Regions from separate parts of the Homo sapiens genome. Here region 1 is linked to region 2. A link is an interaction called in ENCODE POLR2A ChIA-PET data of the cell type or tissue named here. Cell type or tissue: PC-9. All regions are shown on one strand. Each heading gives the region's core, and the rest is flanking DNA. Links, peaks and the distances in the headings are about the cores only.

What was found. ChIA-PET counts read pairs that join two places held together with the same protein. Peaks named below come from ENCODE experiments on the same cell type or tissue, not always from the same donor. Only the 100,000 strongest peaks of a DNase experiment are listed, where the experiment ranks them.
Region 1: POLR2A ChIA-PET joins it to region 2 with 8 read pairs; 2 of 35 experiments call an interaction of 5 or more read pairs at or near these places.

What each region holds. Positions count from the first base shown.
Region 1 is chr14:23,828,267-23,832,668 of GRCh38, reverse strand. No RefSeq gene overlaps it. Among named protein-coding and RNA genes, the nearest start is that of LINC00596, 72 kb to the left of the region's middle. In PC-9, for the core only: no CTCF peak of the experiment used is centred there; a DNase peak (open chromatin) is centred at 2,378; H3K27ac peaks cover 1,712 bases.
Region 2 is chr14:23,764,698-23,769,099 of GRCh38, reverse strand. It overlaps the pseudogene SUZ12P2. Among named protein-coding and RNA genes, the nearest start is that of DHRS2, 130 kb to the right of the region's middle. In PC-9, for the core only: no CTCF peak of the experiment used is centred there; no DNase peak of the experiment used is centred there.

The sequences.
Region 1 (4,402 bases), core at 202-4,201, 63 kb before region 2:
CAAGGATTACTCAATAGAGCTTTATTGGCACAAATATCTGGGACTCTATGAGATCCATTAGGTCCTGTGGCCCAAGTGGCAGGGCTGGTTATACAACATCTTCACCTGCCACAGAGCCTTCTCTTACCCTGGGCCCCACTCAAAACTGACAGCCTTCATAATCACCCAATAAATAGGTTGCAGCAGAATTTCCAAGAATGGTTTGCAATGTCCCCCAAACCTGAAGAGCACTACCAAATTTTCATTGTCTTTCAACTCTGAATGAAAGTCTCAATATGCCTCAAACCACTGGAATCCTAAAAACCACTCATGTGATGGGTTTCTGGATCTCTGTAGGATTTACCTCTCACCCTCTGAGGCACATATGTATTACTTAGACATTCAGAGTTCCTTTGACTTCTGCTCATCATGTCCAGTTAACATTATGTCGTCAATATAATGCACTAACATGAAATTCACATTTTAAGTACTCAGGTGCCCAAGCTGGAAAACTGGGCCTCGTTTTTAGCTCCTTTTGCTCCGAGGGTGACCAATTTCTCACGAAGGGCTGATAATTTTAACTAATAAAGTTAGATTTCCCAAATCTAACTTATTTTCTGCATCTATACTACTTCTGACTAGTTCAGGGCCTGGCTGGATACCTTCTACTGGCCCCTCCAGGCGCATGCTCCACTCTGTTCCATGCTCTTGGAGGCTGAGCTGTGTGGATGACATCTCACTTCCAGAAGGGTTTTGCTAATAGAGAACCCGATAGATCAGAGGAAAGGAGGGAAATGCGGTTGTGGTATTTATTCACATGGTTTCCTTCTGCAGGGGTGTCTCTGGCTTACTATGACACTTAACCAAAGGTCACAGCCCCTGACAGGCAGCCGTCTGTTTTTGTCCTTGTTGGGGTAACTCACTTCCTCCTCTTGCACTTTCAGGCCTGGATGGTATTAAAACCTCCCTGTGCCTGGCTCCAGTGCTGCACTATCTCTTGTGGTTACCCCATACTTTGCCTCTTAAATAGCCCCTTCATGAAACTCTCTTCAATTTACCCAATTTAAATATGCCATCTATTTCCTGACAGTATCTGATGGGCACAAGACCTTAGTATCTCTTGCTGCAAGAATCTCCTGGCTGCCACATCAAATAAGTGCACCTGCATATACACACATGCTAACGTTGTCTCTATATGGCAAAAATCTGACCATATCAATATCTGACCCCTTTGCATTTCTTATTAAATTTCAGTAACTCCCATTTGCCCTCTACGTAAAGTCTAAGCTTTTTGTTTTGGCATGCAATAACCACCACTATCCAGCCCTTGACCAATTCTATAGCTTCATCTCCAGCCACTCCCCATCTCATACTTGCTGTTCCAAGGATAACAAACTCTTGGTAGTTTCTCTCACTCTGCGCTGTTTTTCTCCCCCTTGCCCTTACACGTGCTAACTTCCTTGCTTGGTATGGCCTTCTATATTTCCAAACTCCTTACTCCATTCTCCTTCAAGAATAAGCCCTGAAAAATTTAAAAAAAAACAAGTCATGTATACTGTGGTCCCATTCATGCAAAATTGAACACATAGCTATTATATGACAATGGCTATTTGGAGAGGTGACTTAAAGAATGGCAAAATAATAATAATAGTTAACAGTGAAATATCAAATTTTTTCTTATGTTGGATAATTTTTGAGAAGGTAAGATAATGACTCCCATACAAATGTAAAATGAACAAGTGTCAACATTTAAAAAACTCATTAATTAATGAGGGGAACCACAAAGCCATTACAACTGATTCAAAGGTAAATTCAAAGAACCACACATATATAGGACAAAGGGAAGAGTAAAATAAGTTTGTTTAATAGATGCAAAGCTGATTTCCTCCAGTGTAGAAGGAAAATTGAATCTCCTCCAGATGAAATTTATATGCATCTATGGATAGATGCAAATATTTATTAGTTATCTAAAACTCTTGAGTTGTAAATAGCTCAAAGGCAATGTAAGATACAGAGACCCCACAGAATCAGGTCACCTAGAAGAGTAGCTAGATAACACCTAGTTTTTCACTGAAGATACCCAGAGTCCATTTCAAAGTCAGGTCTGTTTTAGAGTCTTTTGCAACTTTTCCCTCAACTTTCTTATACATTTTTACAAATATTTTACAAATATTTTAAAACCAATTTATAATGAACATATATCCTTTTTTAATTAAAAAAGCATGCCTCCTAAAAAACAAACAAATGCAATATTAGAAGCTCCTTTTCCTCAATTGACTTAGGTGTCACCTTTTCCAGATTATTTATCTAACCACTGCCACCCCAAGGTTAAGTTAGGCGCCATTCCTTCTCCTGTGCTCCCATAAAATTGTGTGACTCATATGTTCCTCCTACCACAATGTATTATAGTCATATTTTTCTGCAGGCCCAGCTCAGGCTGTGAGTGCTTTGAGTACCAAAATCATGAGTCATCTTTGTATTCTGGCCGCCCAGCCCATAGCAGGTTCCCAGTAGATGCTCACTGAATGAATGAAGAGACTAGGGCATGCATAGATTCTGTATATTTTGCCAAAATTATATATATATATATATATATATGACTGGGGCAGAGAAGGAGAGAGAGAGAGAGAGAGAAGGAGAGAGAGAGAGAGAGAGAAAGAGAGAGAGAGAGAGAGATGCTTAGCTTTTAAAAATAAACTGTTTGGAGTGACATTAACAAAATGTTGAGTAGGAAGAGAAGGAAACCCAACACTGTTTTGAATCCTTGGCTACAAGGGAGGTAGGGAACCATAATGAATGAGCAGGGATTGTAGGAGCCAAATTTCAGAGAAAAAAAGAATTGTGAATTTATCTTTAAAGTTTGCTTCAAAAGCATTTATCTGCTCTGATATTTACCTAAGATTTACTAAGGTTGAAGTACTTAAATAAGGGAATTGGGTTTATGTAAATAAGTTCATAGCTACAGATTTGTGAAGATTTGAACAGAGACTCAGTATTCTAAATATCAGGAAAGCACTAGTTCACAGTGTACACAATGCCTGATGCCCCCCAAAGCCTGAATACTTAAAAATCAAGAATGGGTACTTTACGATAAATGCTTTAAGACCAGAGCTGAACTGACACCACTGACTGCACAGGGGAAGGGTCTGACATGCAGTAACTAAGGAATTTGACCTGTAGGTCCAGTGAGGCCCCTAAGAAACCATTACATCACTGCAGCCAAATCTGCATTCATTCATTCATTCATTCATTCATTCAACAAATACCTATGAAGCCATTGCTAGGTGCCGGGCACCCTGCTAGAAGTGACAAATGTAACACGGTCACTTAGAGTTAGAAAGATGAATGTGAGGAGTAAGCACAGGAGGGCATCAGGTCACATGGAGGAGACAATGAATCAGCTTTGGGGTGTCAGGAAGACTCCCCTCATGTGCTGAAAATGAAGACAAGTCTAGAAGAAGAGGCTGAGGGATGAAAAGCAGGCAGAGCAGAGAGCACTGGGAGCAGGGAGTCAAATGTGTCTTGAAGCTTGAGGCTAGAGACTCATGGAGGACAAAATGATAAAACACATCACTCTTAAGCAGCTGTGGAACTTTAGGCACTTGATAGTTTACAAAGCCCTCTCACATCTTAATTTATTTGGGCCTCTCACAACAAACCTGTGAAGTAGATGTTCATTATCCTAGTGGTTCTCAATGAATAAATATTTATTGGATATGTTGACCTAAGAGAATGAAGCTGAGGCAAAATTAATACAAGCAGAGAGTTTATGTGGGCCAAGCCTGAGGATTGCAACCCAGGAGCATAGATTCAAGTTGCCCTGAATATACGCTCCAATTAGCAGAAGTTACAAGTGGATTTTTAAAGGCAAAAAATGGGGAAGGAAATGGACTGTTACAAAACTGTTTGTCAGAAATTCTCATTGGTTTACACAAAGAACATTGATTAGTGACTGGCTACACATTTATAAACTACAGAGTGTGTGTTATAGTGTCTGGTGTGGCATTATTAAGTTAATTTCCAGCTACTTGTGGCAATAGCAAGCAGTGTCAAGAGATGAATACTTAGCTCAAAGAGGGGAGTAGGGTGTGGGATTGTGGCCTCCTTTTAATGTCTCTCTGGGCCTAATAATTAAAAAGATTTGTATTCCTCAGATAAAAATTATTTCTTTTCTCAAACCTATGTGTGCATATGCCAGAATTTGATACCAGATAACAGAAGCCACTCAAGCTAATTTAAAGAGAAGAGATTTCACATATGAAATTCTGTGTTCATAAAATCACTGGAAAGGCTAAAGGAGCAGGCTCGAGGTTGATCTTCCGGGAGCTATTCCCAGACCCACCCAGTTCTAGCCCAAAACTGCTTATTGCTTACAAGAACTGCTTACTGGAACTGTGATTGCCTTTTTAGAGGCTCCCTCCTT
Region 2 (4,402 bases), core at 99-4,098:
GAAATTATCCTAAAGCCTTTATTTCTTGGAGTGCAATTTAAGCATTTGTCCAAAGCACAATATTTGCAATTTCTTTCAAGGCATTGTTGTTTATTCTGTTCTGAACCACTAGTGAAATGATCTGCTTCGGAAATTTCCTCTCCCAGTAATTTAACAATATCCATTTGTTGTTGCATTTTGCTTTCCACCAAAATCATCATCTGTTGGTGTATCAGATTCTCCTTTATTCTCAGTTTGGTTGCTTTGTCTACTGACATTGTAGTAATAAAATTCAGGTGATGCCTGTTGGCCAGCTGTTTAAAGTTTCTAAATAAATACTTCTTAGGCTTTGTCCCCAAATTTTTACAAACAGCTCTAAGAAATTATTTAATTTTTAGCAGTTTATCCGTGATTCATGACAAAAAGAGTCCATAATTCATCATTTCTTTGTTCTTCAAAATTCTGCAATTTTATTAGTGTTCTTAGCTATTTAGGATTCTTTTCTTCCTAACTGATGACTTCCATTTGTTAAGGATAGAGAGATAAATAGATTTTAGTGTAAAAATGCAAATGCTTATGTGCCTTGCTGTTTGTTTTACTCCTTTATCTTTGGATTCTGGAAATTCAAGTATTCTTGTCTGCACATGCAAGAAAATGTTTGTAGGTCATGGACATTTTCTTTGATGGTCCATTGTGACCAGAAGCAAATACTCTGGGCTGTCCTGCACCAGAACAAAGATCTCACTAGCTGATGGAAACATTCATTCCAGCAACTTTTGAATGATAAACCTAATTTTAGATTTACTAGGACTGAAATTTAAATTATTTGAGTAAATTAAAAAGCCTGCAGCAGTCCAGATACACAAACTCTATGGGATAACCTGCTGGCTGCTATCTTGTGTTATTATTACAAAGTAATCGGCTGGACATGGTGGCTCACACCTGTAATCCCAGCACTTTGGGAGGCCAAGGCGGATCACCTGAGTTCCGGAGTTCAAGACCAGCCTGGCCAACATGGTAAAACACTGCCTTTACTAAAAATACAAAAATTAGCTGGGCATGATGGCAGGCACTTGTAATCCCAGCTACTTGGGAGGCTGAGGCAGGAAATTGCTTGAGCCTGGGAGGTGGATGTTGCAATGAGCCAAGATGATGCCACTGCACTCCAGCCTGGGCAACAAGAGCAAGACTCCTAAAAACCTAAAAAAAAAAAAAAAAGTAACCACACCACCTCTTAAGAATTATTTAAAATATTCTTTCTTTTTCTTCACCTTTATAGACAGAAAAATCCCTTCAGTGTCAGGGCTCAACTTGGTTAATAGAATCTGGTTTCTTTCCTTTTTGTGAGAAAGATTCTTTGAATCTCTAGTAGGAAGTGCCCTATTCATCAGGGCTCTGGGTTGCCGTTTGGCATCCCCTATCCAGCTAAGGGAATTGCAATGTGGGTCCTTGAAAACATACTTCATAGAAGACAACCATTTCCCATAGTGTTTAGATGGTTTATGCTGTACTCCTGTAGAAATGGAAGACAGTTCAATAAAGAAGGAAAGGGCAACACAGAAAACTATGTTTCCTAAGGGCATATATATATTTTTTCATCAAATAATGTCATCTCTTACTAATAATTTTGTTTTCTTCTGTCTTGAAATTCTTAAGGGTATGATTTTTGTAGATCCTGGTGCATTCCAAATATATTGTTAACCCAAACCTCTCCTCTATATTTTAAATCCAAATAGCCAACTATCTACTGAAAAATTTACCTCAAAATCAACCTGACTAAAATGGAGCTTGATATTTTATTGTCAATTAACGATTTCTTATCTCAATCAGTGGCAACAGCATCCATCCATTTGCCCAAACCAGGAACTACAATATATAAAGCTCCACCTCCCTCACCCTCAATATCAAATTGGTTCCAAGAATTGCCCAATTGTATCTACCTTCTGCTCCCCCTACCCTGATTCAGATCCCAGCTATTTGGGGCCTGGGTTATGGCCTCTTAACTGTTCTCCCTGTCTGACATCTCACTCCTCTCAGTTCATCCTCCATGTTGCTGTCAGAATGATCTTTCTAAAATGCATATAATATTAAGTTTTTATCCTGCAAAAACTTTGCCATATTCATGGAGACTGTGGTGTGTGTGTCAGGCTCTGTGGTAATTTGCTGGAGCTAGAAAAATAAACATGACCCTGTGTTTGATAAACATGACCCTCAATTTCATAATCTGGTGAAGACAAACAGTTATAATACAATGATAAGTAATAATACTATGATATAAAAGATCCCTAGAGTCTTCCTTACAAATGAAGAGGGGCCACATGTGATAGAGGAAGGAGCACCTGATTCTGCCTTGGGAATCACAGAAGTTCACAGAGAAGATTGAAAGGAAGAGAAACTTGAAGCACTTTACACGGCATTGCCTCATATGAGGAGACTTCAAAAAGCTTGTGGAAAAAAAGGGATTAGAAGATTAAAATATATATATATCAAAAATTCCAAAAAAGATAACAATAAAAAATTAAAACTTTATTTCTTGACATAAGCTCCATCAGGTTCAAGACATTTTTTGTAAGCAATGATATCAGTCATGTAGTCCATCTCTAAAGAAGCAAAAGTCCTGGGAATTTAACCATGTCAATACAGTCTTTTACACTATCAGCTGAAGAAAAATTGATGCCCTTTAAAGATTTTAAGATTGGGAAACAAAAATAAGTCAGAAGGAGCCAAATCAGTACTGTAAGCTGGGTGCCTAATGATTTCCCATTGAAAGTCTTGCAAAATTGCCCTTGTTTGATGAGCGGAATAATCAGGAGCATTGTTATGTTGGAGAAGGACTCTGATGAAGCTTTCCTGGTTATTATTCTGCTAAAACTTGGCTAACTTTCTCAAAATACTCCCATAAAAAGCAGGTGTTATTGTTTTTTGGTCCTACACAAAGTCAACAAGCAAAATGCCTTGTGCATACCAAAAAATTGTTGCCATGACCTTTATTCTTGACTGGTCCACTTTTGCTTTGACTGGACCACTTCCTCCTCTTGGTAGCCATTGCTTTGATTGTGCTTTGTCTTCAAGACAGTACTAGGAAAGCCATGCTTCATCTCCTGTTACAATTCTTTGAATAAATGTCTCAGGATCTTGACCTCACTTGATCTCACTTGGATAATTTCCACTGAAAGTTCTGCTCTTATTTGTAGCTGATATGGGCACAACAGTTTTGGTACCTATCAAGTAGAAAGTTTGCTCAATTTTAACTTTTCAGTCAGAACTGTGTTAGCTGAACTGATTGAGATGCCTATAGTGTTGGCTATTTTTTCTACTGTTAATCATCAGTCTTCTTCAATTAGGGCATGAACAAGATTAATTTTTTCCTCACTAATTGATGTGGATGGTCTGCCACTGTGGCCTTCATTTTCAACATCCTCTTGCCTCTTCTTAAAACAGGTTATCCATTTGTAAACTGCTAATTTCCTTGAGGCATTTTCCCTATAAAGTTTTCATAAATTGTCATTCTTCCACACAAGCTTCACCATAAATTTGAGGTTTGTTTTTGCTTTAATTTTAACAGCATTCATGTTGCTCTGATGGGGGCTCTTCTCAAACTAATGTCTTATGTTTTTTAGTACCTCAAACTAGATCCGGTTAAGATATGTTAAAACAACTTAGTTTATTTTGGTACAAAAAATTTTTGAAATCTATGCATAGTGTTTTCATAATACTCATTTTCCATGAAATTTCTGAAGACCTCTCATATATCTCCATGAACCTAGGTCTCAGAAAGGGTGGGGGCCATGGGATGGGGTGAGTGAAGGATGTGAGGAGAGTGTGAAGTTGTGCCTCGGCCTTTGTGGGGAAAGGGAAGAGATGTTTACCAAGACACTTGAAAGGATTGTTGATCACTGTTGACAAGCAAGCTGATTTGGGTTCCAGGATTTCCAAATTAGAAGCACAGAAGGAAGTGGCAGAGCCATGAAGTCTTGGGCTAAGCCATTAGCGTTTCTGGGCTGAGCAGAAAAGCCTCAGATCTAATATTTGGGAGGCTTCAGGTGACAGAGAAGGGAGACAAAGTCCAGGCTCTAGGCAGTCATAGCATTACAGTCTTGCCATAACTTGAGCTGGGAAGGGCCATGGAAGCTTTGTTTCATCTCTGTATCTTATGAATAAGGGATGAGAATATAAGAGAGTTGGGCAAATTATCCCAGATATTCTGCAGTCAGGGATGAGAGTCCTAGCTCTGCTGTATGGCCTTGGGTGAGAGAGTTAATTTATCTATAAAACCGAATTAATAATGGTCACTATTTCATGGGGTCACTGGGAGGATTGGGTGAGTAATGCACATAGGATACATGGCATGTTGAGCCAGGGTGAGCTTCAGTGCCAATGTGCTATTATATTATAACTACTACTGACGAGGTCTCACAGCTAA